Linked DNA regions of Mus musculus: regions 2, 3, 4, 5 and 6 are each linked to region 1. A link is a loop called in an ENCODE intact Hi-C map of the cell type or tissue named here. Cell type or tissue: heart. All regions are shown on one strand. Region 1 overlaps Plpp3 (phospholipid phosphatase 3). Region 2 holds the start of Plpp3 (phospholipid phosphatase 3). Region 3 overlaps Gm40217 (a long non-coding RNA gene). Region 4 has its middle 100 kb from the start of Gm40217. Region 5 has its middle 13 kb from the start of Gm40217. Region 6 has its middle 230 kb from the start of Gm40217.

Evidence for each region. A loop is a pair of places that touch in the nucleus more often than their neighbours do. Peaks named below come from ENCODE experiments on the same cell type or tissue, not always from the same donor. Only the 100,000 strongest peaks of a DNase experiment are listed, where the experiment ranks them.
Region 2: a loop joins it to region 1, with 4 times the contacts of the local background. A loop is called at or near these places in 10 of 42 quality-filtered maps.
Region 3: a loop joins it to region 1, with 3 times the contacts of the local background. A loop is called at or near these places in 8 of 42 quality-filtered maps.
Region 4: a loop joins it to region 1, with 2.3 times the contacts of the local background. A loop is called at or near these places in 3 of 42 quality-filtered maps.
Region 5: a loop joins it to region 1, with 3 times the contacts of the local background. A loop is called at or near these places in 8 of 42 quality-filtered maps.
Region 6: a loop joins it to region 1, with 2.5 times the contacts of the local background. A loop is called at or near these places in 4 of 42 quality-filtered maps.

What each region holds. Positions count from the first base shown.
Region 1 is chr4:105,215,934-105,220,933 of GRCm38, forward strand. Plpp3 (phospholipid phosphatase 3) reads left to right here. Exons shown (of 6, transcript NM_080555.2): 5 at 3,395-3,571. Among named protein-coding and RNA genes, the nearest start is that of Plpp3, 61 kb to the left of the region's middle. In heart, a CTCF peak has its summit at 2,239 (motif pointing left); DNase peaks (open chromatin) are centred at 308 and 2,488; H3K27ac peaks cover 669 bases.
Region 2 is chr4:105,154,412-105,159,411 of GRCm38, forward strand. Plpp3 (phospholipid phosphatase 3) reads left to right here and starts at 2,936. Exons shown (of 6, transcript NM_080555.2): 1 at 2,936-3,552. The coding sequence starts at 3,414. Gm29838 (a long non-coding RNA gene) reads right to left here and starts at 2,260. Exons shown (of 2, transcript XR_376486.3): 1 at 1-2,260. In heart, CTCF peaks have their summits at 2,710, 3,919 and 4,951; DNase peaks (open chromatin) are centred at 2,970, 4,050, 4,600 and 4,980; H3K4me3 peaks cover 2,686 bases; H3K27ac peaks cover 2,150 bases; H3K27me3 peaks cover 589 bases.
Region 3 is chr4:105,310,469-105,315,468 of GRCm38, forward strand. Gm40217 (a long non-coding RNA gene) reads right to left here. Exons shown (of 4, transcript XR_867967.1): 3 at 4,417-4,529; 4 at 1-568. Among named protein-coding and RNA genes, the nearest start is that of Gm40217, 6.2 kb to the right of the region's middle. In heart, a CTCF peak has its summit at 4,692; DNase peaks (open chromatin) are centred at 2,823 and 4,843.
Region 4 is chr4:105,420,707-105,425,706 of GRCm38, forward strand. No RefSeq gene overlaps it. Among named protein-coding and RNA genes, the nearest start is that of Gm40217, 100 kb to the left of the region's middle. In heart, a CTCF peak has its summit at 3,068; a DNase peak (open chromatin) is centred at 3,335; H3K27ac peaks cover 290 bases.
Region 5 is chr4:105,303,316-105,308,315 of GRCm38, forward strand. No RefSeq gene overlaps it. Among named protein-coding and RNA genes, the nearest start is that of Gm40217, 13 kb to the right of the region's middle. In heart, CTCF peaks have their summits at 2,083 (motif pointing right) and 2,795; a DNase peak (open chromatin) is centred at 2,836.
Region 6 is chr4:105,549,946-105,554,945 of GRCm38, forward strand. No RefSeq gene overlaps it. Among named protein-coding and RNA genes, the nearest start is that of Gm40217, 230 kb to the left of the region's middle. In heart, a CTCF peak has its summit at 2,532 (motif pointing right); a DNase peak (open chromatin) is centred at 256.

The DNA of each region.
Region 1 (5,000 bases):
GTCATTGAATAACCCATGTGTCAAGGCAAAGGAGTGTCCCCATCGTGGTCATCAGGGTCATCCCTGACCACGAGCCCTTTGCTCCACAGTGTTCCAGTTCCTGATGGATATGGAGGCAGTGCTGGCTGTCGGTCTGCTGGCTGTCAGTCCCACTCCATGTGAGGAATTCTTTTCCCATGGCCAATACTGCGGTCTCATTCACAAGCACTCCCTTGCTCTCTTCCTGGAGCTATTCTCATGCCTGTCTCCTCCCTGAGTTCCACTCCTCTAAGAGAGTTTTCTTTTCTGGAGCCCCAGCCTGAAGCCTCTGAGTCAGTGGCAGGGGAGATGTAGCCTTGTCCGGTTGGGAAGCCCACCCTTCCTCTGCCCCACCCTGGCTTCCCAGGCCTGTGACCTAAGTGGGCAGGCAGCAAGCAAGGAAAGGGTGGGATTCTGCACGAGCGCTTTCCAAGGTCTGTAGATTCTTTTCAGTGAAGGAAACTGAAAATTCTTAGAGCTACTTAAAGAAAAGTGGTTAAAGAATAAAATCTTCCCTCCACCCTCTGGCAGGGTTTCTTTGCGTAGCCCTGACTATCCTGGAACTCACTCTGTAGACCAGGCTGGCCTCGAACTCAGCAATCTGCCTGCCTCTGTCTCCCAAGTGCTGGGATTAAAGACCTGCGCCACCACTGCCCAGCAAGAATAAAAACTTTTTTGCATTCTAAATATTTATTCTTTTTTAATTAAGTGTTTTATTTGTAAGAATCAAAGCTTGTACTTACTGAGTTGTGTGCTGTGCTGTGCCCTCTGTGTCCGGGCCCTCTGTGTAGTCCACCATCTGTACTGCTGCCTCTCAGGCCATGGTTATTATTCTCCTTCACCTGAGAGGAACCAGAGGCTCCAGAGGGCTTTCTGATTAAAATCTGTGTTCTTTCTGTTGTTATCCACCTCTCTCCTGTCCATCACCAAGAGTAGCTGAAGAAGGCAAACCTGAGTGGGCACCCAGAATGTCCATTCTTCCTTGAACTTGTTTTGGGTTGCTGAGAGACCATTCCCACCCCCATAGTGAGAGAGACACTATAGTCCAGACAGGCCTCAAACTCACAATCCCCTTGCCTGGGATGTCTGCTTGGACTATAGATACCATGCTGGGCTAAGGGCAGGATCTTTTGGTTCATCATATCAAAGTATTGAAGCATAAATGGAGTAGCCCATGGCCAAAGGCTTTAGAGTTGCTCTGACATTTACAGTGCCTATGGTAGCCCAACCCTGCCTATCTATACTCCTTACAAAGCATGTAGATTAGTTTTTCATCAAACTGAGTGCTTTACTTAAAACCAATTTTTGTAATTGCCAATGCTTTTTTCCTTTAATAGGAAGATATTCTCTAAAATGAGTAATTTCAGGCTATGTGGGTCTTTCCCCCGAAGAACTCAAAGCCTTTGGTAATTTTATATTAAGGACTTGGTATAGTGCGTTCTCCAGTCTTGTGAGACCCTTAGTATTGCATGGAATACAGCTCAAGAGAACGTAGTCTGCCTAGCAGAAGGCAGGTTCCCTGGTCTGACCCCCTAGGCCCTCTCAACCATATTTCTCTATATACCCTATGCAGTCACAGCCCCCACCAGTCTCCCTTAACTTCCATTAAAATGTCTTCTATCTTGATGGTTGAAGTCCAGCATCCTTTGCCTTTGGCAATGATCCTAGCCACCCTCTACCTCCTTTAACAGTGTCTGTTCAAAACATCACTCTACGCTTACTGTGCCCATAATTGTACACGGAGTGGAGATGCCTTCCCGTTTCTTTGTCATTGACACCTGCCATAGCATATGCCCGTCCATGGGTCTGTTCTCTGGGATTTTTTTCTTGAGAATGAAATTTCTAGTTTTATTTTTCAGGTATTCTAGAATGTGCATTAAATTCTACTTGAATTTATATACATTCATTGTTCTTATAAATGAAGATTCTAACTCTATTCCAAGTGTCCTTTATGCCCCTTATTTCATGAAGTTTTGGGTACATTCATTTGTATTAATTGTCTTTGCCTTTGGGGTGGTGGTGTGTGGGGATTTTTATTGTTGTTATTTTTGCGTTTAGATTTTTAACTGGTTATTGCTGATAGATGAGAAAGCCATTGATTAAAAAAGAGAAAAAACTAGCAGCCAACAACAGTGTATACTCTTACTAGTTTTACTAGTTTTTAGATTTTTTTTTTTCCTATTACACCCATTGGGTTGAAATAATGGTAGAGCCACCTGCTGTTTTCTGTGGGTAGTTAAAGCCTCTGTCCTAGACATCGCTCCTGCGTAGCTCAAGTGCTCTGGGACCGTCCGTCCACTCTCCATCCCCTCAGTCCGGCTCCCTGGCTCTTGGCATGCTCCTTCCTGACCACCAAAAGGAAAGTGTCCCATTGTCCCTGGAAGGGAGGTCCGGCCTTTGCCCCCACCTCAGGTCTGCCTTGTGCCTAGCAGCCCCTCCTTCTGCTCTTCCTTGTCCTGGCCTCTCCCCTGCTTTGATTTGTAGACGGAAGTTCCCCCTTGTTCCTCTTGATTCTTCCCCCTCATTTCCCAAGTTCCCACAGGAACCTGGGAAGTAGGTTGTGCCCAGAGGTTAAAGCGGAAGCTCTAGCGAGATAACTCCAGAGGGGACAATACCCAGCTGACGTCATTTCAATTTTCCTTGGGCCAGAGGAGGTGTCTGAGTTGTATTTTTTTTTCCCCTTGTCATTTTCTTCCATTTTTCCTCAGGATTACTCTTCTTCCCTACCCAGTGCAATATCTCTTCCCTTGAAAGTTCTCTGGCATTGTCTGGCTGGTTTACATTTCTTCCTTTTGATTATTCAGAGTCCAGGTTCCTCCTGGTGACTTAGAAACTTCTCTTGGATAGAGTTGCTTTCTTTCAAAGCAGAAACATGCCCTTGTTGAGAGCATCAGAGCAGCCTCATTGGTATGTCCTTGCTGTTGCAGTGACCAGCTGGTCCCTAGGGACTAGGCAGCTGTAATCCCCGAGAAAACTCACAAATGTGTAAAGTAAATTGACATCAATCCCACAACAAAGCCTTTTCTGGCCTTGGTTACTGATCTATAAGTAGTATAGATCCAGAGGGTAAGGGGAAAGTCATATTTATTAAATGCTTACTGTGTGCCCAGCAGCATGTAAAAAAACATTCATGGGTGCTATCTTATTCAAGTCTCCATAGCTCATCTCTTAAAAGAAAAATCAAAATTTTATGCTATAAAAGCTGAAGATCAGCATTTCCCCATGGGGCATCGTGTCCGAGTTAAGTGCTCTGTACACAGTATACCATACCACATCTAGATGGTTCCATTTGGCAGGAATGTGGAGCACACTAGCCTAGTGGTCTAGTGTCTGTGAATGAGAAGTCATTGAAGGTGTTTTTCTCTCTTTCTGTCAGCTCTACCTTCAGGCCCGCTTCACCTGGCGCGGGGCCCGACTGCTCCGCCCCCTCCTGCAGTTCACTTTGCTCATGATGGCCTTCTACACGGGATTGTCACGGGTATCTGACTACAAGCATCATCCTAGCGATGTCCTGGCAGGATTTGCCCAAGGAGCTCTGGTGGCCTGCTGCATAGTAAGTAGCCCTTTGTCCTTGGCACTCATACAGAGCCCTGAACTGATGCCTGTTAAATGTTTCCAGCCCAGTGACTAAAGCCGTTGAATCTTCATTCCGAGTCGTCTCTTCTTAGTGTCCCAAAAGCCTCGGGCTCCAGGATCCCATCAGTAGATGGCAATCGTTTAATAGGTTCTGTGAATCCTCTTCTCTGTGAGCACAAGTTTTGTCTTGTAGAATGCTGTGATCAGAAGTCAGCTTAGACATTGTCCACTTACGAATGTATACGTGACCACAGCAGACTGGAAAGTTGCAAAAGCATGCATGTGAGTGCCTACAGAATGACAGTCCCCTGATGACACAGCCTGCTTTGGTGGGACACTAGTTAGTCAGTGGCTGTTTTCCACTTCTTGAGAAATCTCTACACTCTTCTGTGATGGCCGGGAACCTTGGTCTCTGTCAACTGGAGAACCAGAGGTTTGCTGAAGGAGGAGCCCGCCCCTGGCCCAGGCCCTTGCATATTATCAAAACTCCATAGAGACTGGACTTGGTGTGGGAACATGTTGGTTCCCCCCAACACAGAGAGATTGCTTTTTTACATGTTTCACCCTGATTGCCAATTAAGGTGGGATCGGGCTTTCCACTTCTCTGAGCCTCCATTTCCCTACCTTTCCTGCCTCTTTTCCATATTCTAGATGCTGCTCTGTACAAACTTTGGTATTGAGCTTTCTTGAGCCCTTCTTCAAGGTGCCCAATCCAATCCCATAGGAAGTCCCAAGGGCAATGTAGGACTGCATTGGACATATGGGCCCTTGGCAGCTCAGCAAAGGTTGTACACAGTATGGTCAGCATCACAGAGATGAAGTAAGGGTGTTCAGTGTAGACACTGGTGAAAGAAAGACCTGATCTACCTGCTAGCTTAGGTATAGGACGCCTGGCTGTTTTGATGATGGCTGTCTTCAGTGCTCTCTTATTCATTCATTCTCTCTCTCTCTCTCTCTCTCTCTCTCTCAAAATCTGTGTGTGTGTGTGTGTGTGTGTGTGTGTGTGTTGTTACCCAGAACAGCTGTCACCCTCCAGCTTGTCCCCTGGTGCCTGGCCCTTTCATATGTGATGATAGTGGGGGGGGGGGGGTACTTGCACAGAAGGGTAACTCTTTGCTGCCTGTACCCTCCTGGGCTTTGCTCTCAGCAGGAGGGCAGCCCATGGGACCTGCTTCTGGGCATCTCCTTGTGAGAGTGTGCCACTGCCCTCATTGAAGTCTCCCTTACCCCCCAACTTAAACAATTAAAAGGTGTGGGGATCGTCCCCAGCCTTCCTCTCTTTCATACCACAACTATGGGGCTCTGGCCGTGAGCAATTAGACAGAATTCGGGAGAATGAAAGCTTCTTTTCCAGAAGGAAATCTGTGAGTTTGCCTTTATCCTGTTTGGCTCTGGCACACTGGCCT
Region 2 (5,000 bases), 62 kb before region 1:
GAGCCCTGTAAGTAGAAATAGAAAGCTTTTATTTAAACATTCATTTATCTTTTTTGTTGTTGTTGTTGTTTTAGTCTGCTTTTGGGATAACAGATTTTTACCTTTCCTAATAAGTGATTGAGGTTAAGCCAGAGAACCTTAATATAAAATAGATTCCTTGAACCGAAGCTAGTGTGGGCTAAAGTTAGCAATCTCAGTAATTTGTAAAAACAGCAATGATGGCTCAGCTATGGTTGGAGAAAAGCTGGGCTTTTAAAGTGCATTTGTTGTTAATGTAAGTCATCTTCCAGAGGAGGAGGAGGAGCAGGTAGGTTGGACTAGCTGAGCTCCACTCAGTTGTGTCTTGGGCAGTGGTTTTCACTGCTGCTCCTTCAGATCTCTAAGACAGGCTTCAGGGTTCAGGCCTTGAAGCAGCAAGTTATGGCCACTTGTGCAAGGGAATGAAGCCGGAGTGGGAAGTGGGAGCGCAGATGCTGGAGGACCCAAGGTGGGCGGCAGGTTAGAGCAGGCGGCAGAAGCTGCCTTTCTGTGCTGATTGGAATTCTGAAGATTTGGCACATTGAATTTCAAGGAGGTTTCTGCACGTGAAGAAGAGGATTGTGAGCATGGAAGAACCTCGGGTACCCAGAATTCCTTTTAGAGTGCTGTTAATTATAACATTAGCTTCGCATTGTTGCTGCTGTTTTCCCAGGTGAGGCTGTGCTGCTTCTCCTGAAGGGGGTTTCAAGGAACTTCTCTTAGATGCCAAGGGGCCTCACCTGCTCTCCTTTGATGGGCGGGATGCCTCTGATTGGCAGCTGACACGTCCGCTCCAGCACTTTCTTGGTGCATCTTGCTTTCAGAAGACAGGACTTTGCCTTTCCTTGCCAGTCTCATCGTTAATTAGGTCCAATGTGGGCTTAATTCAGCATACCTCAAACCCTGAGCACTACAGAGGCTCACTGAGGATAATCAACGGTCCCACGTCAAAGGCCATTTACACAAATGACTAGTTTTTGTTAACTGACACCAAGTTAGACTGAGTGTTGCACGAGTGGCCTAGGCGAAATATTGAAGGTAAAATTAATCCTGTGCTGGAACCAAGCAGGACAAGGAGAGGGGGTGAAAGATCAGGGTGCACCGGAGGAGAAACAGTGTGCTAGTTGAGGGGAGGAAGGTTTATGATGTAGGTAGAGGGGTGGGACCGAAGCGGTAGGCAATAAAAGGGATACTCAAGAGGGCTGGCGGTGGGATACAGAGTTATGGAGTGGCCCACTAGGGCAGTCGGATATCATTTGTACTATCCATCCAAAAGCTAGGACTTGGAGCTGGGGAGATGGCTCCGTGATTAAGAGCAACTAGTGTTCTTGCAGAGGACCCAGATTGGGTTCCCAGCACCCACACAGTGGCTCCCAGTCATCTGTAACTCCAGTTGTAGGGATCTAACAGCCCTCCTTGGCCTTTGTGAGTGCTTCGAGCATATGGCACACAGACATACATGCAGGCAAAACACTAGTCTGTATAGACTGATATAGAATACTAGATAGAATAATCTTTTTATAAAAACTAGAACCAGCTGCATCTAATTCCAGCTCTCGAGAGGCAGAGGCAGGCAGATCTATCTCTGTGAGTCTGAGGCCAGCCTGGTCTACATAGTGAGTTCTAAGACATATTAGGGCTAGAGAGAGAGAGAGAGACCCTGTCTCAAACAAACAAACAAACAACAATGCTAGAACCATTGAGCCATTTCCACCTCTGTATTATAAAGACCCTTGGAAGAAATGTGCATTTGTATGCTATGTACTGTGCTCCAAGCTTGATACTAAGGAAAATGTAAGGGAGGGTCCTGACCCTTCAAGTGTTGATTCTCTTGAAGGAAAAAAAAACAAAAAACAAAAAACCAGCTCATAAAAAAGTAATCAACTTTAAAAATCATATAAAACCATATAAAAAGTATTCAAAGGGAAACATCAGATTCCTTGAAAGTCAAGGCCAATAATGCTCAGGTATGCCGGAGGCCAGCTGGACTAGGAAAGAGGCGGGCAGGCTTGGCTTTGGTTACCCACGTTCAGAACTAGTAGTATTGGCTCAACTCACCGAGCTCCTCTGTTGTGCAAGCTTTGCTGCAGAAGCACATGAGAAAGAATCAATTATATCTCCACCATGACTGCCTGGGGAGAAATATTTTGGTGTCTGTAGTTTACTCGCGGGGAAATTAAGGCACAGAGACATAGGATTCTAGAACAGGGGGTCTGGCTCTGGAGTCTCTTTTTTTTTCGGGGGGGGGGGGGGTGGAGGGGAGGTTCGAGACAGGGTTTTTCTGTGTAGTCCTGGCTGTCCTGGAACTCACTCGGTAGACTAGGTTGACCTTGAACTCAGAAATCCGCCTGCCTCTGCCTCTCAAGTGCTGGGATTAAAGGAGTGCGCCACCACCGCCCAGCCCGGAGTCTTTTACACCGTAGGATCTTCGGAATCTAGCACAATTATCCGGTGCTGAGCGTTAAAAGCAAAACAACAACCAACCTAGCTTTCCTTGAAAATTGAATTTTTAGGATAATCCAATTCAAGGCTGAAATTTGTAAATAAATAAACAAGTAAATAAAGAAAGCATTTTAGTATTATAGACCTCCCACCGATCCTCTCCCCACCTCTAATCAAAGGCCAGCAAGAAAAAAAAATTTTATTTATATGTTTTTTTTCCTCCCCTTTTGTGATGCTTTGGAGTTTCTGAACGCTAGGGGCTCCCTGATTCTCTGGTTTGAGAACAACTTTTTCTTTTACGATTTTTTTTTTTTTTTTTTTTTTGGAAAAGGGGTGGGGGAAATGTGGCCTTAATTATCCTACGTTTTAGGCAGCTTAAGGAAGGGGCTGTGCTTTCTGAATCTTGTTGGAGCCAAGTAAGGAGGTCCTTCTCCTCCCCCCTCGCTTTTTAAAGGCGCTCGTGAAATATAAGCTCAGAAAACAAACCGAGCGATCACAGCGGCAGCCCGGGCGGCAGCAGCAGGAGGAGGAGGAGCAGGAGGAGGAGGCAGAGTTGGAGTTGGGCAGACGCTGAGGAGAGCTAGCTGCAGGACGCTGCGGAGTTGCAGGGCTCCGCGCTGCTCCATTCATTAAGTAGCTGCGGAGGATCGTGGCGGGACGCCGACGCTGCCCACTCGCAAACTCCAGCACGCAGACGCACGCCAGCCGGACGCGTCCGGGGCAGCACAGTTCTGCAAAAGTTCCTGCTCGGGATTTGGCTCTCTTCCCCTTGGACTAGCGAACAGTTTGGGGTTGAGAGGAAAGCAGAGGCGCCCAGAGGGGAAACCTACCCGCGTCTGCAGTTGGAACTACTCCGCCGGGCTGCACTCTCGCCGCCGCGTCCCGAGCCCGCATACCCGCTCCTGAGCAGCGGCGGCCCGCATCGCCCCGGGAGGCTCCCCGCAGCCAGCGCCATGCAAAGCTACAAGTACGACAAGGCGATCGTCCCTGAGAGTAAGAACGGCGGCAGCCCGGCGCTCAACAACAACCCGAGGAAGGGCGGCAGCAAGCGGGTGCTGCTCATCTGCCTGGACCTCTTCTGCCTCTTCATGGGTGAGCGCAGTCCCACGGGTCCCACCCAACCCCTTCCGGGCCCCGGGCCCCGCTGCGCTGTCAGCCCCCAGGGTCCCGCAGCCATCTCCCCCACCCCCGGGCGCCGTGCTGGCCGCGAGCTCCCCGCCCTCCCGGACCCCCAATCCCCGGCCTGCGAATTCAAGTTGGGGCGTGCTTGTGCTTTCGCGGCAGCTGGAACCACCTCCTTAGGGGTGATCTCCAGCTGGGAGTCCGGCCCAGCACCTCGGAAGGTGTGAGCTCGAGCTCCAAGATATGGAGGAAACCTGTGGCTCTCTGCTCTGTATCCGAGTCAGATGCGAGTGAGACCCATCTCGGTCTCCGAGCAAGGCAGGCTCCTGCCGGAGTGGCGCTGCTCGTCCCGGCTGCATGTAAACATCCACCCCTTCCGTCGCGCTGCCTTGCAGGGCCAGTCGCGCTAGCCGGCCTTGTCACTCGCTACTCGCTTGGCTGAAAGCCCCAGAGGGTGGAACGCGGCTCTACCGGGCCAGGTGCTGGGCAGCGAGGAGCACATCACTTGTTGAGCGCCTACTGTGTGCCAGTTGATAGGCCGCTTCCCGGGCATCAGCTTTAAACTAGCTCACTCCCTGACTTGTGCCGGGAGGCCACTGAAAGAAAGGCTGCCTGCCACAGTCTTGCTTGGGGGCCACAGTGGAGCTACACTCCCTCAAAGTTGAGGCGCTAGCTCAACTATTAGAACAGATGCAAGTTTCAGCTGAAAGAGCGGTGGGAGGCTCAGGAATTGAAGTGGGAGAAAAAGGATTTATTAAACGGGGGGGGGGGGGGAGCAATTGACATACATCCAGGGTTGAAGTAAAAAAATAGGACTTTTTCCTTTAAAGCGACTTTTGATGTAAATGTGTGGAAAACTTGTCACCAAAGCATTGCCCCTCTGCCACCAGCTGGGTGTGCCACCTAAGTACCCCCTTGGCCTCAGTATCCTCCTCAGTTGAATGAGTGGATTCAAGTAGATGGTCTGTGAGGCCCCTTCCTGCATTAAGAACTCGGATGCCGTCCAGGAGCCGCTCTGCCAACACGGCTAACGGAAGAAACATCTGTGTTCCCAGTTAAGTTCCCCCAAAATAGAAAGAACTCCTGCACGGAGGCTTCATCCTTTTGGAAGGGGGTTAGCCGGGGCAGGCTGTGGCGACCTGGCTTAACTTCCTTCATTGAAGACTCTTAGGCAGTGGCCTCTTGTTCTTGCCGGACTACCTTCCTTAGAATTCTGTGAGACGATGGGTTTCTTAGAATTTAAAATTAAGAATGGCCCTCTTGTGATAGGGACAGTTGGAGGGAAGATTACGGGCTGTGAAAGGCCAGGGGGCTTACAGTAGTAGTTATGGAGATCCAATTCTCTGCTCAGATCCCAGGCGCTCAACCTTAGGATGCTATTCAGAGGACTTGTCACTGGGGGGCCTGCCTTCCTGGTG
Region 3 (5,000 bases), 95 kb after region 1:
GAGGTGGACGGTAATAGCATATACTTCATGGGGGAAATGCAAGGATGGGGTTATGAGAGCATAGATGGGTGTAGCCAACTCCACATTTGCTTGAGGTGAAGAGGGGAAGGGAATCATAGCTTGCTTCTAGGAGCAGCTTAGGAGCCTAACACTTCTGGGATGAATCTGGAGAAAGAGGCTTTAGCCTGTAGGAGAAGAGTATGGTTAGCAGGGATGTGGTATCCAAGGTAGAAGAATGACCTTCCGAGTTCCAGAGACAAACATGGAGTCTGACAAGGAGCAAGGGCAGGACAGGCATCTGAGGGCTGGATACTGAAGGCCCTGAAGCCCATCAGATGACTATGAAGACAGGAGAGCCAAGCAAGGAACTGGAACAGGAGAAAGGCATGAGTTCCTCCCCTGCCCCCATGAGTTTCATAGCAATATTAGTTGTTACCAAAGGACAGGACTGGAGCAGGGCAGGTTGTGGAGCAGAGACAAGCATCCAATGTCTTCCCATAATGCAGTTGAGAGATGGCAGCAGCTCCAACCAAGGCTTGGTGGTGCAGAGACGTACATACTGAGGGAACTGAAGATGAGAGATGCCCTGTTTGATCTCAGCGAAAGAAGAGAATGTTCTGTGTCTGGTGCTCTGGTAGCTTTATTCTCTCTCTCTCTCACACCCCCCCCCCCCTCACCCCCAAGGCCATATTGCATGTGTGTGTGTGTGTGTGTGTGTGTGCGCACATGCTCTCGAGTGTGTTATTTTATTTGTGAATTTCATGTATGAGTACTGTATTTACATAATTTCCACCCCTCTCTGTCCCCCTTCCAACTCCCCTGCCCTAACTCACCCTCAAGTTCCTGACGGATTCTTTAGTTGTTGTCCCATACACACACATACATGTGTACACAATATGCAACCTACTGAGTCCATGTAGTGTTGCTGGTAGCTACACATACATAGGGCTGACCACTTGGGACTGCATAACCTGCCAGTGAGCTGGTTTCTGGAGAGAGCTGATTCCCCCAGTAGCTACTGATGGCCTATAGTGCTTCATCTAGGGTCGAGGCCTTGTGAGGCTTCCTGGTTTGAGCTTTGCACGTCAATTGGTCTGATCATTAGTCAAGATTTGTTTGGGTAGCCATATTGCTGAGTTTTCATGGGCCCAGCTGATCCTGAGATGTAAGTAATTTGTACAAATGGCAACAGCAGGATTCAAACCCAGGTCTATCTGTCTCCAAACCTAAAAACAGTGCCATCCAGACTTCCACCGTTGCTTCAACCTGCGTGTCTAAGTCAATTCCAACAAGTTTTTGCTTCTCATGTTTAAATCAAGGTCCTCCATGTTTTACCTATTCTGAAGCGTTTAGAGTGTCACTATGTAGCCCTGGGTAGACTAGACAAGACTGGCCTGGAACTCACAGAGACACCTCTGCCTCCCAAAGATATGATTAAAGATATGAGCCACCATGGCCAGAAATTCTGAAGGATCGAAGTGAAGCAAAAACGTAGACAGAAAAAAGTCACTGGGTTTATAGTCAACATGTACCTCCGTCTGCCAAAATCCCAGCCACCTCCTCTCTGGGATTTTACTTTTGTTCTTTTAGCATCTTAATACATTATCGATTGATTGATTGGGTGGTTGGTTGATTGATTGTGGAGGCATGTGTGCAGTGAGCTGTGGCATTCATGTGGCGGTTAAAGGACAACTTGAGGTGTCAGTTCTCTCCTTCCACCATGTATATTCCAGAGACCACACTCCGGTTGTCAGTGACTCTGCCCACTGAACCATCTCGCGGGCCCTATAAAGGTCAAAGTTATAAGGCAGCCTTTCTCAGTACCTTTTTCCTCAATTGCCTGTTTAATAGCTTTAGTTTATCATTGCCTCCCACTAGCTTGCAAGCGTCTTAAGAGCACAGATAGTTTCTTAGAACTGTAATAGTCTCAGTACTTAGTTGGGGGATAATAAACATTAATTAGATTTTGGCTGCATGATTGAAAAGTGCAGGATTGCATGAATCACAATGATGGCTCTGTTTGATTTGCTATTAAGTGCTTATTGAGATGGCGCTTAATATATGAGTGTTATCTCACTCCAACTTTGTTTTGTTTATTTTGACAATTGAACCCAGAGTCCTACACACGCTAAGCACATGCCCTGCACATGCTAAGCACATGCCCTGCACATGGTAAGCACACGCCCTGCCCTTCAGCCACATGCACAGCCATGCACATTGCCCCTTTCTGTAACAGCGTTCTTTCTCCTTTCATCCTGTGAGATCATGAAGACTCCGAGTGCCTCCCCTCTCGCCCCCCGGGAGACAAGAGCCTGTGTGACTCAACAGAGTGCTCCTTAGCCGATCCCTCCAGGTCCCTTGGCACAGATTATATTCTCCTTCCATCCTGCTTTAATCACCAGAGCCCCCAGTCCTCATCAAGCTCCCCGCCCTGTCTCAAACCAGTGCTTAAATGACACCAGTCTCTCAGAAGAAACAATGTAATTTTTCTGACCCTGGCTCACTCCTGCCTTTACAAATGTGAGATACTCAACAGGATCTTAGCAAGCTGTATCAGAAGACAGAACTGTACAACAAAGGCTGTGGACAATTGTGTTCCCATTTCCCTGCCTTTTTTTTTTTTTTTTTTTTTTTTGTGCTTTGTGGAATTGCTCTCCCAAAATATTCCCAATGCTTTATTTACTTAGACTTCAGGTTTATTTTGGGCTGAACTTTCCTGGAGCTGCGTCTTAGGATGTGCTTCGTATCCTGCTGCATTGCCATGTGACTTCAGCTCATCCAGGGAGGACCCGGGGCCCAGAGGATGTCAACCTCCTCTCTGTGCAGCCGAGACAGAGATGACCAACTCAACAGCTCAGCTGGAAATGTGTCCCAGAGGAAAGCCTTTGTGTCCTAGTCACCAAAACTATGCACAATAGCAGACACAAACCTTGTCAACTTTATCAGTTCTGTGTGCCAGGGACTCTGACGTGGCACAGTTTCCAGTGTCTTAGTGATCTGTGACTATAAGTAACTCAGACACTGAAAGACTCAAGTGGCCAGCCAGTGCTGGGAATTTTCTCATGTCAGGAAATTTTGGTGGTGAGGCATGCTAGACGCTTAGCAACTGGAGCACTGCGGGGAAGAAAGTCAGCCAGGCAGGAAGGGAGTGTGGGAACAGACAGGAAGATGACATGCGGCATGCTTTCGTGCTGGACAGCTCTATGTGGAGTCCCTCCTCCTCATAGCCTCAGTTTCCTAACTGGCAAACAGAGGTGATGAGAGCAGGGCACACAGCATGGGCTCTGGGTGCCAAGTCTCATGCCCTTCCCAACCCGTGTCTAGGGGAGGTGAACTGAGGCTTACCCAGTCTGTGCTGGGTCTACTTTGTGGATCTGAGGATGTTAGTGAACCATCAAAGCTGGGACTTGGAGTTCAAGGACTCTAAGGATATTGGAAAAGGACCACTCAGAGTTAGCAGCTCATTCAAGCATTCTGGATTCACACTGGGTCATAGTGTAATGTAGTGTAATGAAGTGCTGGGGGTCTCCAGAAGAACCCAGGGTATACCCGTGAGTCCATTACTGAACTAGCAAGTTTACAACTCCTAAGGTGCTATTTGCACTTTTTCTTTTTGGCAGTGGGTAGGGAAGCAGGGGATGGGGAGAAAGGGGTAGAATGGGGGAGAAGAAGGGGCAGTCAAAAGCAATCAAAGATAAAACCACTGTTTTATTTTGAATCAAAGTTGTGATCCTGTCCTGGAGAGATAGTTTAAGGGTGTGTTCTGCTCTACCGAGAGCCCCAGCTTGGCTCCCAGCACCCATGTAGGGCCATCCCAACCATCTGTAACTACAATTCAAGGTGATCTGGTACCCTCTACTGGACTCTGTGGGCACCTGTAGTCACGTGAGCACAAACCCACATGCACACAGAAATTTTATGTATTATTTTAAAAAAATCCTTAAAAAAATGTACTGGTAGAAAAATGTCTCTAGACGGAACACTTCATATGCTATCACTGCCTTTCAACTCCTGAACTGTGCAACAATCTCTGTGACAAAATAGCTATGACCTGGAAAGTGTCCTTTGAAGGACAGTGGCAGTCTGATGACAAAAGCTGAGCAGAGTGTTTGAGGTGGGAGCTGAACTACATGACTTTATCTGAGTGCCATTTTCCCTTGGCTTGGAAATGGCTTGGAGTGGCTTGGAGCTAGCTACAACACTGTGCTTATTGATCCTTGGGTAGTTGGCGGGGGGGGGGGCAGCGGGGGAGGGAGGCGGGAGAGAAGGAGGGAGGGAGGGAGGGAGGAAGGGAGGGAGGGAGGGAGGGAGAGGAGAGTCTTCTGAAGGCTCCTATGTGAAAGGTTTGGTCCCCAGCCTATGCACTATTGGAAGGCAATGGTACCCTCAAGAGGTGGGACTTAGCAGGGGTCTTACCGTCACTGGACACACTTGACAAGGATATAAGATCACAAGCCCTCTTCTCCCCCTCTTTTCTCAGCTGGGGTACATGTCTCGTCCCACCATGATAATGTGGCCTCTCCACAGACCTAAAGATAATGGAACTCTTAGATCGTAAACTAAAACTTGCAAGATTTTGTGTCCAAATAATCATTTTGTTACTGCCTAATGATTTATAGCAAATTTTCACTATAGTGATGGAAAATTACCATAAAAGACCAAAACGGGGTTGGATGCTTTTCTCCAGCTTTTTTATAAGATTGCCAATGCCCTCTAAAGGCTTAGCTGCTTAATGCTGAAGCATCCGGAGGCTAAGTTTCAACACGAACTTTGGAAGGGACACAAACATGCAAACCACAGCTATCAGTTTCAGATTCCACTCTGCAGCAAGCTTTTAAGAAACCAGCACTTGTCACATTTTGGTGGACTATCCAAGGGGAATATTTGCACGTAGGAGTAGTCCACTCACACCCCTCCCTTTCCTATTCCGGTTCTGTGTGAGGCCAAACTTTTTCACACAGTTCAACCAAATAACAAATCCCTATGGACAGAATTAACAT
Region 4 (5,000 bases), 200 kb after region 1:
CATACACTGGGCAAACACCGTATCCCTGAACTACCCCACCAGTCTGGTTTATCACTTTCTCCTGTTTCTATAGTCTAGGATCCCAGCACAGGGGATGGTGCCACCCACAGAAGCAGCTCTTCCACTACAGGCAATCTAATCTCTCCTAGGCATGCCCAGTGGTTCCCCTCCCAGATGATTCTAGATCTCACCAAGTTATCATTAACAAACATAGACAGTAAGCAAGCATTTAAAAATCTTTGATTAGTGGTGTGTGTGTGTGTGTTTTATATGTTGGTGCATGTAAAAGCCAAAAGAAGACATTGGGTAGGGTGTACCACTCTACCACTCACTGTTCTATTATCTTGACACAGTGTCTCTCACTGAAGCTGAAATCCCAGTGATCTTGTCTACCCTGGCCTGAGCTCTGGGTTTATAGAAGGGCTTGTGGCTTTGCCTGGCTTTTTAAAGGGATCCAAGGACTTGAACTCAAGTTCCCAAGCTTCTATAGCAAATACTTGTGTCTGATGAACCACCATCTCTGTCCCTGATAAGTATTATGAAAGTATAATTCTGTGTAGTGGAGACATAGGCTGTGGGTTCTTTTTAGAAGAAATGAAGCTTACATGGTTATGAGAAGAATGCATTGGCTATGGATCTGGGGAAAGCATGTGAAGAAGGCCTGGAAACGCCGGAGGAGCAGTGAGAACTGCATACAGCCAGAGTGTGGCACAGAAGATCTCCATAGCTAGAGTGTCGCACAGATCTCCATAGCTGGAGTGTGGCATAGTAGGCCTGGTTGTAATAACCAAGGTCTGAGCAAGGTGGGCACATTATGGAGGGTTGTAAATCATGCTTGGGAAGTCCATTCTGCCTATGTTAAGGCTAAAACAGCAGGTAGAAAGATTGGAACTAGGAAGATGAATTTTGGGCTGTTGCTGATGTCAAAGGAAAGATGCCGGTGGTTTAATGTCTTAAGTATTGGGATGCTGCAGAGTAAATAGGACACAGAGGGAACAGGGGACCATGTCAAAGGTGATCCCAGGATTCTGGCCTGAGCAGTCACTGTGACAGGAAGCATAAAAGGATGAGATTAGGGACAGGAGGATAATTAGTTGGATTTTAATCATGATGAACTTTCAAAGCCTATCAACTTTTCCAGTTGATTCAAGGATGATACATAGGCTTCAGGTCAAGGGTCAGGATCAGGGGAAGGCAAGCAGTCACATAGTGAACTAAATTTAATGATTCTTTCAGGGTCCCTTTAGTACAGGGTCAGCACATGAGACCCTGTTTCCTTAAATTTTATACCTTAGGCAGCTTGCTTACTTCTCTAGTCTCAGCCCTGTTCAGGGCAGAGTACAGCATTTTTGGCTGGAGTTACAAGTCTGGATACATAGATGGTAGAGTAGGTATTTGCCATTGTTTAGTTTCCCTGTATTGATTTCTTACTTCCCAAGGGGATTCAGTTTTATTTTGGGGGGACTTTCTTACTCTATTGTGTGTCTTGATGGGACATTGTGAAACAGGTTCCTGCCTCTCATAAAAGATCCTGAAATGGTCCCAGAAGAACACTCTTTGGGTACTAGAGCATGATTTGCAATCAAGTGTCGAAAACTAAATGAGACATTTGAAGAAGAAAATGAGCAAAAGCTACCCTGATGGGCGCTCTTGTTATCTAGGTCTCCTTAGTGGCAATATTCCATGCTAATAGAAGTGACAGCACACTGTGCTAGGAGTGTAACAATTTGAAACATGTACCTACTGTAGAAAGTTTTGTTACTGCTCCTGAAATTGTCCTGGGCTGGGGTGAGGACTGACTGGAGACCCAGGGCCAGGTGGGAAGGGACACAGTCTTAGGTAAGACAGACATTGTCAGAATCGGGCCAGAGGCAACAAAGGAAACAGAGCTTTGCTGATCTGTTGAAAACCACTGGGGGAGGTCTCACTGGAAATGAGTCGGAGGCTAACTACGCTGCTATTTTGGGCTCATTCAACGACAGGACCTAAATCAAACAGATGTGCTTTTGCCCTCGTGCAACACTCTAGAAGTTTGTCATATGAAACGTGGCTTCCCTGTCTACTTTCAAGGAAATTATCAACCCATCCTTAGCTAAAGGGAAGAGCAAAAGAAAGCAAGGGGAACAACTTTTTCCTCTCCCCCTCCTTGTCTTCCTCGTCTTCCTCCTCCTCTGCTTCTCTGTTTAGAAAGTGACCCGAGAACGAGACTGTCTTCCCCTACTTTATTTATGTTCCACTGTATGGCCACTGCTAGATTCAAAGAAGGCTGGGAAATTCAGCCCATAGTGTGCATGGAAGACAGGACTCTCCCATTTGGTTCATGTGGAGAAATTTGCTAATTAAAGGAAGAGAGGGAGGATAGATTGATTTATAGGAGTCTAGTGACTAGATTTTGTCAAACCCATTAATTCTCTTTATCTTCCCACTGAAGCAGGAGCCCTTTCTCTTCCCTCTGCCTCCTTATGGTCTTCATGGGCAGTCTGGCTTTAAGGGACGACCCGACATATACACTATGATAACACTTTGTTGCAGCCACTGTTCTAAGTTACTTATGAGCTGAGTAGTTCAATCCACAGGGAAAGTCTTTCCTTTTTCTTTAAATCTCTGGACTTGGGCTGAGGGAGAAGAGGAGAGAGAGAGAGTGATACCTTACACAGATTAGTACAACAGTTGCTATAGCTGTCATTTGAACTCTTTCTGATTTCAAGGTGTTGGTGTTTTCATTCTACCACAGGTAGCCTTCAGGTCCCTGATGGTGTGAGAACTGGCTGGGGCATGGGGTGGGGGTGGGGGTGGAGCAGGGTCAAGAATGATGAGTAATGGGAAGGTAGTGGGGTGAGCACAAGTAATAAGAGGACCAAGTACCCTCTTTCCCCCTCCCGTGTGTGTGTGTGTGTGTGTGTGTGTGTGTGTGTGTGTGTGTGTGTGTGAGTGTGTGTATGGTGTGTTCATAGACACATGAAGGCAGTCAGGAGAAAGACAGATTAAAAGACTATGCTTACAGGCACCTGTTTGCTGATTTATTTCTATGTAGTCTCTGCAGACCCAAGCCTTCCCTGACTTGGAAAGCATGGGGGAGCTGTTTGACAAAACAGCTGAGTCACCCAAGAGTCTGACCTTTAATGTGGAAAACCGTCACCAAGGACAGGGCTGAGGAGTAGCTGCTGGGTAATCAGGAATGGGGGTGGGGGTAGGGGTGGGGGGATAGGGTCCTGGCAGGACAAGGCAGTGGTCAGAGCAGCAGGGTGGGGAGCCAGAGTGCAGGCAAACTGATTTCCAGGAAGGAAATGCTGCCCCACCCACTCCTCCTCAGGCTGAGGCAAGGTTGCCTTGTTGTCTGGTTCCAGAGAAGGACCTCTCACAAGAATTCTATTGTCTGACCTTCAGAAATGAGAATAAAGTTGTTCCTTAAGGGGGACAATGAAGATCACAGCAGCCAAGGACTCGGGCCGGAAGAAGGAAGTCCTTAAATGCTCTAAGAACTTACAACAGGGGTTTGGGACAAGGGTTCAGGGACTACACTTCAGGAAAGGCTGGGCCTGGGAAGAGAGGTAAACTGAAATCTGTCCTGTTGGGTGCCTAGCCCACATCCTCGAAGGCGATGGTTCCTAGCTACAGAACTGGAGTGCCCAGCTCCATGTTCTTGCAGGCTATACTTCCTGCCATAGACCTGGGAGTGCCCAGGCCCCACTTCTAAAGAATGCCCTCTTCTGAGCCCAACAGAGCTGCTCACTCTTTCTAGAATAGAGTCCCACTGTCAGCAACCCAGGTCCTCTCTAGTGTGTCATGTTCCCATCTAGGTCATCCTCCACCTCCATGATCAAGTTCCATTGTTCCGGGAAGCCTTCCTTGATGGAGCAGGGCAGAAACACGTATCCATCTGCTTTATCTTGAGGTCACACTACTTTGTACTTGCACAGGATCATAAATTCTTAGGTGCTCAGTAAATAAATAAGTGCTGATAAATTAAAAGTTCTGAGGATCTTTAACTGCTATTTTTTTGGTAAAAGTTATCACTAAAAATTAAATATGGTCAAGTCATGTATGTTCATGGATGAAATTTACAAGACCTTTTGCTGTGTTCTGATTTTTGTGGTTGTTCTTGCTTCATGAAGTGTGACCACTGAAACTATTTGAACCTCCAGCTAGAAGACGTGGGTAAGGAATTCCCTGTCATCTACCTTTCTGCTTTCCGCTCTCCAGAGTCCCATCTCTAGGCAAGGGGCTATGGGGACAGATGATGGCCTCTTCCTGCAGGAAAACGCCCTGGGTCCACTCCTGAAACTCCTACAGGGATCTCAGAATATTTGCATTTTAAAAGGGTCACGGTTGAGAGGCCAGATGCCTTAGGGGTGGGACTTTTTCTAGAGCAGGAAATCAAGTTTTAAGGGCAAAGGTGCAGAGCTCTCCAGAGCACAAGAACAAAGGGCCAAAGATTCTTCGCTCAGCTTCCTTAGAGAACCCTCATTCAGCTTTGAGTGAAGACCTCTCCTCCTAATCAAAACTTAAGCAATGGGAGACGGGGGTGGGGGTGGAATGTAAATGCATACGGCTAAGAGAAAGAAGCCAATCTGCAATGCTGCGTGCCATGCCATATGTTTCTCACAAGATGACATATGTCTTGGTAGACATACCATAAAGACAGTATGAATGTCGGTGACAGACTGTAGTTGGGTGAGGGGTCAAGAGGCCAGAATAAGGGACAATAAAACTATTCTGGAAGACATTGCAATGGCGGATGCCTGACACCTAGTTGTCAAAAAATCCACAGAGTGCACAATACAAAGACAATCCTAACGTAAGGAACAGACTTCAGTCAGGAAGTGTGTCAATGCTGGCTCAGCGTTAACTGTAACATATATGCTGTATCAATGCAGGATGCTGATAACAGGGGAGATAATGTGGCCGCAGGGGTGGGATGGGGGAGATCCTTGGGAATTCTGTAGCTTTTGATAATTTTGTCACTAAGTCTGCAGCTTCTCAAAAAATAAAAGCAATTT
Region 5 (5,000 bases), 87 kb after region 1:
GGAGAGAGAGAGAGAGAGAGAGAGAGAGAGAGAGAGAGAGAGAGAGAGAGATATTTCAGTTAGGCTACTTCTAAAACACTTTCTCATGCAGGTAATGAGGGTCAGTGTGACCGTGACAGGACATGTAGACAGGTAGACAACATTTCCCCTGCTGTTTTTTGATTGCTTGGCTTTTCTTTTTTAATAGTGGGGTCTCTCTATAGCCTTAAGTCTTAGACTCTTCCTATCTCAGCCTTCTGAGTCCTGAGGGTTTCAGACGTGTACTATCCCGTCTGGTGAACTCATTATGTAGCCCAGGCTGACCTCCAACTCACTGTGATCCTTCAGCCTCAGCTTCTCAGGTTTCTGGGATTGCAAACATGCACCACCCTGCCTGGCTGACAACATGTACTTTTGACAGGATACGACCAGTGACACCCTATGGTGTTTCTCCTTCACGCCCCAGGCCCCAGCCTGTATCACCATGTTAAGAGATTATGCTTAATTAAGTGACAGTCTGCAAAAGATGTGACCAGTACTCTGTAAAACTCACAAGGCCATAAAAACTTGAGGACAGCTTGAAAAATAGTTACAGGCTAAAGAAGCCTGAGGGACAGGGCAACCCAATGTAAGGTGATATCATAATGGCATATTGTAACATAAAAATAATAACTAGATTAAATACTAACAAATAAAGTATGGACTTCAGCTAGTACAAAGCACACTAGTATTCATCCATTAACTGGGATGTGGCACATTACTGTGTATTGTCAATATTTGGAAAAAGTGAATTTAAACTATGTGGGATATTGTTTTACTACCCTTGAAAGTTTTCTTCTGTAAGTCTGAAACTATTTTAAAATGTAAAAAAATAAAAAAATAAAAAATGAGATAATGCCATAAAAATTGTTTGGCAAGTAGTTCATATTAAATTATTATAAATGATAACTGGATTGAGTTTTTAATTCAAGCCAATTGCCCACAAGGATAGCATTCAAAGAAAGACCCTCATAAGGCCTGTCTCTACAGAGGCTGAAATTCCAAGGGCACGGGTGCTAGCTGGTGCCAAGGTTTCAGAGAAGGGCAAGCATTATTCATTAAGAGACAGGGAAAGACACTCCCCTTCTGAAAGGGCAGAGGGAAACAATAATGACCATTTATTGAGTCCTGAACTATAGGAAAGTGCTTCATCTACTCTGAGTGCTCTGCCTCACGAAATCTAACAACTCTAAAGGGGGTGGGAGAGCAGATACAGCATTCTCCCCATAAAAGCTCAGGCTCAGAGAGTTTAACAACCTACCTACCAGGTCATTAATTGTACATTTGTGTGACATAAAGTGTGTTTTTTTGGATGTGTGTGTAGAGGGAGAGAGAGAGGGAGGAAGAGAAGGAGAGAAAGGGAGAGAGAGGAGGGAGAGGAGAAGGAGAAAAAGAGGAGGAGGAGGAGAAGAGAAGAGGAGGAGGAGGAGAGGAAGGGGAAGGAGGAGGAAGAGGAGGAGAAGGAGGAGAGGAAGGAGAAGGAGAAGAAGAGGAGGAGGAGGAGAGGAAGGGGAAGGAGGAGGAGGAGAAGAGGAAGGGGAAGGAGGAGGAGAAGGAGAAGGAGAAGAAAGAAGAAAGAAGAAGAAGAAGAAAGAAGAAGAAGAAAGAAGAAAGGAAGAAAGAGAAGGAAGAAGGAAGAAGGAAGAAGGAAGAAGAAGAAGAAGAAGAAGAAGAAGAAGAGGAGGAGGAGGAGGAGGAGGAGGAGGAGGAGGAGGAGGAGGAGGAGGAGGAGGAAGAAGAAAAGAAAAGCTAGGGGGGCTCCCCTCTGTCCTGAGACAGTCAGTGCTCAATGATGCCAACCTCCCATTGTTCCAGCCTTCCTCCTTTCTCTCCTCCCCTCAGTTTGAACCCAGGGTCTTGCACATGCTAGGTGCTTTAGAACTGAACTATAGTATTAGCCTTCTGCCTAGCAGCATTCTTAACTCCTGAAATCTGTAGAGCAAGCACAGGAGAGGGATTAAGTTTTCTTAATTAATTAACTAATTATTAATAAATTATTTTAATACATATGAATGTTTTGCCTAGATGTATGTCTGTGAACCATGTGAATGTCTGATGCCCATGGAGGCCAGAAGAGGGCATCAGATCCCCTGGGATTGGAGTTAGCAGTTGGTTGTGAGCCACCATGTGAATGCTAGGAACTGAACCTGGGTCCTTTGCAGTAGGCAACAGGTGCTCTTAACTGTGGAACCATCTTTCTAGCCCCTGGAACTGAGTTTTTTGGATTGGGAAAACTGGTAGAGGAGACAGAAACAGAAACACTGTTGAAAGGAGAAATCACAGGATGTTGGAAGTCTAGTTAGATAGAAAGGATAAATTCTAGTGTTTCACAACACACAAGGGTGACTGCAATTCACAACGCCTTATACTGGTAGATTTTATTTAAAAGGTACAGAAGTGCAGGATTTGTAAGCTTCAAACACAAAGAAATGGTAACTGTTCAAGGAGGAGATGGTAATTACCTGGACTGGATTATTACCGAAGACATACAGGTGTCAAACAGACATAATCACACTATATTCTGTAAAAATGTACACACAGATGAAAAACCGCAAAAAGAGATATCAGAAGGACTTGGCTTCCAAAGGCCGTGAGAACTTTTGTCGGGTTTGCTGAGATCTCTGGGGTCAGGACAAAGGAGTGGGTGGGGCTTTTTCTTATTGGTTAACATTATTAGCATCATTCCCTCCCTGTCAATCCCTTCCTGCTGTGCTACCTACTCTCATCCACTCAAAAGCCCTGGTGGCTGCCCCAATCTGGGCCACTTCCTCAGGGAAAACAGGATGTCTTTTGCATGCTGGAGCCAGGTCCCCGGGTATTTGGGGTGGGAAGAGACTGTCTAATGGGTGAACCCTGAGCTAGGCACCAGAGAGGAAGCCACGTTTCCGGGACTTGAGGAAACTGCCATTTCCTCCTCTAGCAGGAAGTGGCCTTGGCTATTCTCAGCACCAAGGCTTTGGCCCGCAGAGCAATGGAAATCACAGCCTGGCGCTGCCTCTGGCTTGCCTCCTACAGTTTAACAATCTACCAGTCAAAATAAACTGTCTCCTTAGGTCTCCCATGCATAGTTAAGGTAATAATTGAGAGAGAGAGAGAGAAGCCAGAGGCCTGCTTCAGCACAAAGGTACCGAGAATCTTTTAAAATGCCAGGCTGGTCTTGGCTTCTGGGGCCTCACTAAACTGCATAATTGAAGCATTGAGAAGACAAACCTGGAAGTTATGTGATGGCTTCTCAAATACCCAGTTGATTTGGAGGATGAGACTGTCCGTACTTTAAAAATACATGGGTAAGTCCTGGGGAAGCCTCATTGTTCTGGAAACTGGAGAAGGAGTGAGAGGGAACCGAGGTCCGATATAGACTCCATCAGACAGCTAGTTTTCAAAAGCTCACAATAGTGTAGACTCCACTTCCCTGCTGATGAAATGACCCCATTTACCTGGGAGTTTCTCCGAGTCAGAGAGGTCCTGCCTCTCCTTTTACCATCCTCATGTCCACTGTTTCCAGAGCCTGGGAGACTCAATCTCCTCTTCTCTCTTCCAGCCTGGAAGTGGTCACCCTGGAGACTGAGCATAGTCACACTCTGCTAACCAACATGGACCCACAAACAAACACAGTTGATCCTTCTGTTCTGATAAGGACAGTGACAGAAATAACTGTGTGCTGGGCAGAAAGCTGCTCGTGGGAGAGGGGAAGGAGTCTGCCTGAGGGGGGTCAGCCTGCTGAGGCTGCATTTTAATGTACCTTTGTTAAGGAGGATACCAGGTCACCCAAAATACGGCATGTATCTCGTGTGTGTGTGTGTGTGTGTGTGTGTGTGTGTGTGTGTGTGTGTTTTGTGTATGTGTGTGTGTGTGTGTGTGTGTGTGTGTGTGTGTGTGTACCAGAATGCAGTGCACACTAAGCCCAGAAGAGGATGTTTGATTACTTGGAGTGAAGCATCGAATTCTGGTCCTCTGCAAAGGCAGTGCAGAACCATCTCTCCAACCCCATGGAATCCTTGGCAGGAGATGTGATAAATGAGACAAAGGCCCCACCCTCATGGAGAGCTCATATTTTGGAGAAGGAAGTAGAGACAAATAAAATCAGATAAAAAAAGTCACTTTGCAGAGAAGTAAGGCAAAGTTGGTTAGAGAGTGAAGTAACTCGGGATCAGGTAGGAGAAAAGGCCGTGGGAAGAGCTGCAGGCAGCACTGAGGATCTGGCCAAAAGTGAAGAAGGAATGAAATGTTCTTCTGACCCACATAGGGATCCTCCCTATTCGTGGCACAAATCACAATAGCTTGGAGGCCCTCTCTGATTATGTGGAAAATTCCAACTTGGGCTCATAAAGTTCTCTACCTTGGTCCTTTCTGGCCACTGTTCTTGAAAGCCTGGGTGTCAGACATACTGTTGGACATAAACAGCCTCGTGGTTAGACCTCTGGCCTTTCCCTAATGATGGGAAGTTGCCTGAGTAAGAAAGCTGGTGTCTAGGAAAACACAGCTCATGTGTAGAGGTGGCTCTGGAAGAAAAAGCAGGGAGACTAGGGTTCCCCAGCCTTGGGGAAACAGGTATCACGCTAGAGGGAGACCCCTGTCACTTGTCTAGTACCCTCTGTGTGCTAGAGTGATGTTTAGCAGGGGCCAGCACGACCAGGGCCAATGAAAACCCAGCCCTGGCCCTGAGCACTCACTAATCTTAGAGTTTAGCGGGCATTTAATAGCAAGGTAGGCGTTTGGATGCCATTCCAAGAGCTCTAGGAGGCATTTGAGTCACCCAGGAGGCCCTTTGCGATGAGTTACAGCAAACTTTGCCCACGCCAGCTTGTGCAGTAAAGAGTTTATGAGCTCCCTATAACTAGGATTCAAAGATGGGGAGGCTTCTGATGTTGCACCCTTGAGGGCTCCTGCCAGTGAGCCAAGGATGCTTTGGCTCCACCCTCCTGCAGACAGATGCATTCCATCCCTCATTCCAGTTTACCTCCAGATCACAACGTGGATGC
Region 6 (5,000 bases), 330 kb after region 1:
CTCCTCTTCCACGAGAGTCCTTGAACAGTGAACACCTTCCATGCACAGTCCTGGGGACATGTTTGTGTGTGAACGTGATGTGCAGGCATTGAACTGAATTCAAAAGAATGTTTCAGGTTTGCTCTTGGCAGAGTCCTCTTTTCCCTGTTCTCTAATGAAGGACTGGAAGGCCAAGGGAGGCCTCGCATGGCTCTTCTTGGCTGTTGTCTCCTTCTTTAAACAATGGCTGGATGCATTCTGAGGAAACAAGAGGAAACATATGGATTGAATTTCCCCTAAGCACACTGCAGCTAAGAGAGGGTTGGAGGCTGTCAGGAGAGGGAGTGGCGTGTGTGTGTGTGTGTGTGTGTGTGTGTGTGTGTGTGTGTGTAAGCTTTGGCACAGCAGGCCAGGAAATCTAGTGAAACCAGAGTATCAAGCGAAGCGGGCAGGAGGGTCCATTAGCAATGGCCAGGTGTACTTTACACTAGCCACACTGGAGCAGGCCTTTACAGAAGGTCTGTGGCATCTAAGATATGTATGATAGGATGTGAAGAAGAGACAGTTATTGCATTATGCAGAGGAGTGCACGATTTTGCATCCTCAAGGGTCTGAATGTCAAGGGATCCTTCCTGAGGAAGTTGGGTCTAACTCTGTCCTGTACCTCCTGCAGTGGGACTGACAGTTTGGGACTCAAGTAGGTTTAATCAAAACAGAATTAAACAATGTGAGTGAGTCCTACTTCTGTTCCAAATTACTCAGGAGAGGTAATGGGACTCTCGATGCCATATGTGCAGATGGCAACCTAGGGGACAAGGAAGGGGAGGGTGGGATTGTGCCTCTGCTGTCATGTGGGCTATGTTTTCTCTCACATGACTGACTCTGCTGTCTCTTTGCTGCCTGGGCTCCCAGCTACATGAGACCTAAGCTTACAAGCTCACAATCTCTTAGGACTGACAAGCCACACAAAGTTCCTCTGTCATAAATGCATGATAATTGAGAAGGACCTGAATATAGTAAGTCCTACAAATTGAGAGTAAATTCCTGACTGTTGGTATGGTTCATTCTGAGTACTCACCATCCATTCCCCCTGGGGAGCCATGAGCCCCCTTCCCGCAACCTTCTTCTAAATGAATCTCTTCAGTCTATGTTTGCCACTAGCAACAGTAAGGGAAGTTCCCACCTCATTCTTGGCCCCCAGATTACCGACCTGGCTTGATATTTTATTGACAATTTTCCATCTCTTCTGGACTGGGTTTTGGATTGGTGCTCCATGGGGGAAGAAATGGTTCTACTGGGCTCAGCCTTCCTTTGTAGCTACTATTCTGTTTTATTCTGGCTTTATGCTCAAGTTTTTGAGCCTAGTTTTCTTCATCTATCACATGCAGGGACTGTATGAAACCAGTGGCTACTACTAGTTTCCACGGGCAGTGGTGATTTTGTTCTTTAGGATCACTCATGCTTGCAAGACTGAATACAGGCATCCAGTGGGCAGGAACCAGAGATGTGGCTGAACACATCCGCAGACTATCTCATCACCAATGAGTTCATCAGTTTTGACGTGCCCTATTGTTGCTTCTTTGTACAGTCTGTTCTTTCTCATTCAGAAAGACTTGATGGGTTTTCCTCAAAACATCTGCATAGTATTTATCTCTTTGTAATTACTGATGAGCTACTTCAAAGGGCAGAAAGTAGGTGAACTTAGGAATGAAATGATCGAGTAGATGTATGTAGAACGAAATGATCATAATAGCAGAGCCCTACTCAGTTCTGAGTTATCTACTAGTGTATATGGGTAACATGGATTCCATGAGAAGAGATCGCTGGACAAAGGTCCTCAGTAAAACTTTCTTCAATTGGATAGAATGTTTAATCTAATGCCTGACTTCTGTACTGAAAGAAGTTTACTCAACAGCTTCACTGATGAACTAGAGATGCCAAGAAATATTTGATAGCAGAACTAACGTTTCTCCTTGTCTTTCTTGATGCCCAGAACGGTACCTGGCATGTATTAGACAATCAGTATATAGATTTCACTGATTTGAAAATCAATTTTATTTAGCTATTGTAAGAGTTAAGGTTCTAAAACAGGTATGAGGACAACTAAACTTTCTGTCTACAGTAAGATTAAACCATAGCCAAGATGCCCAAGGTATTAAAAAGAATGCCAGACAACATCCCTTAAATTTTAATCTTGGCAGCTAGTTCGCATCTGTCTTCCCCTTTCCAGGATATCCCTCTTTATTGTACTGTCCAAATCATGGAACTCTTAAAATATGCAGTTGGCTTAACACTGAGCAAGCCGTTTCCTTTCTTTTTGATAAATATTCCAGATTTTGAAAGAACACCTCTAAGAACCGATTTTACAATGAGATTTAAGAAAGGATGTCTATAAAAAGTAAATGTTTTTAATGTCCCTTGGATGACTTAGGAGCCTATGTTTTTTTTTGAAAAGCCTTGGTGAACACAGACCCTGGGAAATATCTTAAATACAATGGTTACAGGTACTTCAAGTGGCATCAGAAATGTGAAGAGTTCACTTGCTATAGTACCTCCCGCACACCAGAGGGCACTGTGCAGATTGTAATTATTTTTTCTTCATAGAGACTAAAGGTTGAACAATGGGATTGGCAGTCTTCCCCCACAAGGATCTGATAGTGTATCAACCTCTACACACCATCTAACATCTGTTGCAAAGCATTCAATTCTGTTATAGTAGGAAACAGCTGTAGATTCTATATGCTGACATGACTGTGTTTTAATAAAACTTTATTTATAGACACTGGACTATGAATTGTACACAGGTGTCACAAACAGTAGTGTTACTTTTAACATTTAAAAATTTAAAAAACATTTTCTGTTCACAGGTTTTAAAAAGTAAGCAGGACAGGGGGATATGTGAAATATAGTTTACTGATCCCAGGACCAGTTAATTATAATAAGAATAATAGTAACAATAGCAATTTACTACTATGTGGTAAGTACTATATACTTTTTATAATCTATTTTTCAAGTGATAAACGAAGACTTAGAATGTTCATTTGGGGAGTGGTACAAAGTTAGTAAATAGATGAGCTGAAATTTGATTACCTAATCTGCTGATCTCAAGCTCTGGCTCCCTTGTCAATGGCCTAGTCTCTCATCAAAAGCATGCAGTTTCATACTAATCTGTTATTGAATGACTCATGGTTAAGATCTGCAAGCTTGAGGACCGGGCATATGTCTCAATGGGTAAAAGTATTTGCTATACAAGTCTGATGTCTGGGTTTGATTCCTAGAATTCACATGGGAAAAGTTGAGAAGTGACTCCTACAATTTGTTCTATGTGCTCACCATGGCAAGTTCATACCTGTTCTCTCTCTCTCTCTCTCTCTCTCTCTCTCTCTCTCTCTCTCTCTCTCTCTCACACACACACATACACACGCATACACACACGCACATGCACACATGTGCAAACACACACATGCACCATATATCCACATAGTAATAATTAATATAAATTAAGTTAATAAAAATAAGAAAGACTTCCAGGCTTGGTAAAGAGAACACTGCTAAGAATTAAGAGACTTGAGTCTTGGCCTTACACATGCCAATAACTCTGTTCTTCAATGATCTTGTGTGTGTGGGGGGTGTTCTTTAATTTTCTGAGTCTAGTTTCCCTATCTATCACATGCAGGGACTGTATGAAACCAGTGGTCACCACTAGTTTCCTTGGGCAGTGGTGATTTTCTTCTTTAGGATCACTCATGCCTGCAGGACTGAGTACAGGCATCCAGTGGGCAGAAACCAGAGATGTGGCTGATCATCCCACAGTGTGTCCAACAGCCACACGTGGTGGATAATTCTGTCAACTTGACAGCTCACTAGTGAGATCTACCTTTAGATATGTCTGCCAGAACCTTTCCAGAGAGGATTAGCTAAGCAGTCAAACACTGCTCCCAGGCCCCTCTTCATGTGGGCAGCAGCACCCCACAAGCTGATGCTAGCATCTTAGGCTGTACACAAAGGGAGAACAAGAAAGCCTGCTGAATGCCAGCACTGCCTCCCTTCATCCTTTCCCACTGGAATGTAAGAAACCCAGCTGTCTCCTGCTGCTGCCACCAAGGATCAGATAGGATCACCTCCATACCTTCCCTGCCTTGATGGATCAGAATTCTTCAAACTGTAAGCCCAAATAAATCTTTCCTCTCTAAGTGGTTTCTTGTTAAGTGTTTGGTCACCTAACAAAAGCTCACCCCCTAACCAAGAACTGTTGTAAAACAACACTAGTGTTCATGTTGTGAAACCAAGACTTGGTCCTTCCACTTCCAGAAATCTGAGTCTTTAGAATTGTTTTTCCAGAAATTTATCTAAAATTCAAATGACTTCTTGTTTCTGAATCACACGTTCCTCCTTTGTGAAACAAAACAAAACAAACAAACAAAAAAAAAAACTAAACAGCGTAACCCTGAAGATTCTTTTGGCTTTAAAAGTATCAAGCCTGTGATTAACAGGGGAGTAGTGAAAATAAATGCTATGGTTTTAAATCTAAGATAATGCAAGTCATTTTACATTTTTGTCTGATTAAAACCAGTGCTGAGCAAGTCCTTAATCCCCACAGGAGAAGTTTGCAAACTTGAAGCCTGTCGTGAACTGAACCCAGTCTACAGATTCTTTTATTTATTGTTATTATTTTTATGGCCAATAGTGTATGTTAAAATTTTGTGAATTAGGGGCCAACAATGAAAGATGGAGTATATCCAGTAAAAATACAGACTTTCAACCTTCCTTCCTTCCTTCCTTCCTTCCTTCCTTCCTTCCTTCCTTCCTTCCTTCCTTTCTTTCTTTCTTTCTTTCTTTCTTTCTTTCTTTCTTTCTTTTGCCGGAAGACCTATAAACTCTGGCCTTCATTTTTGCATGACAGTGGTTAGGTCAAACTAAGAAAAGCTGTCTTCTAAATTCCCAGATCACCAGAGATCTTGCCTCACAGGTTTGGATCCCACCTGATTACTTTTCATTTGTTTCTATCACCTACCTGAGTG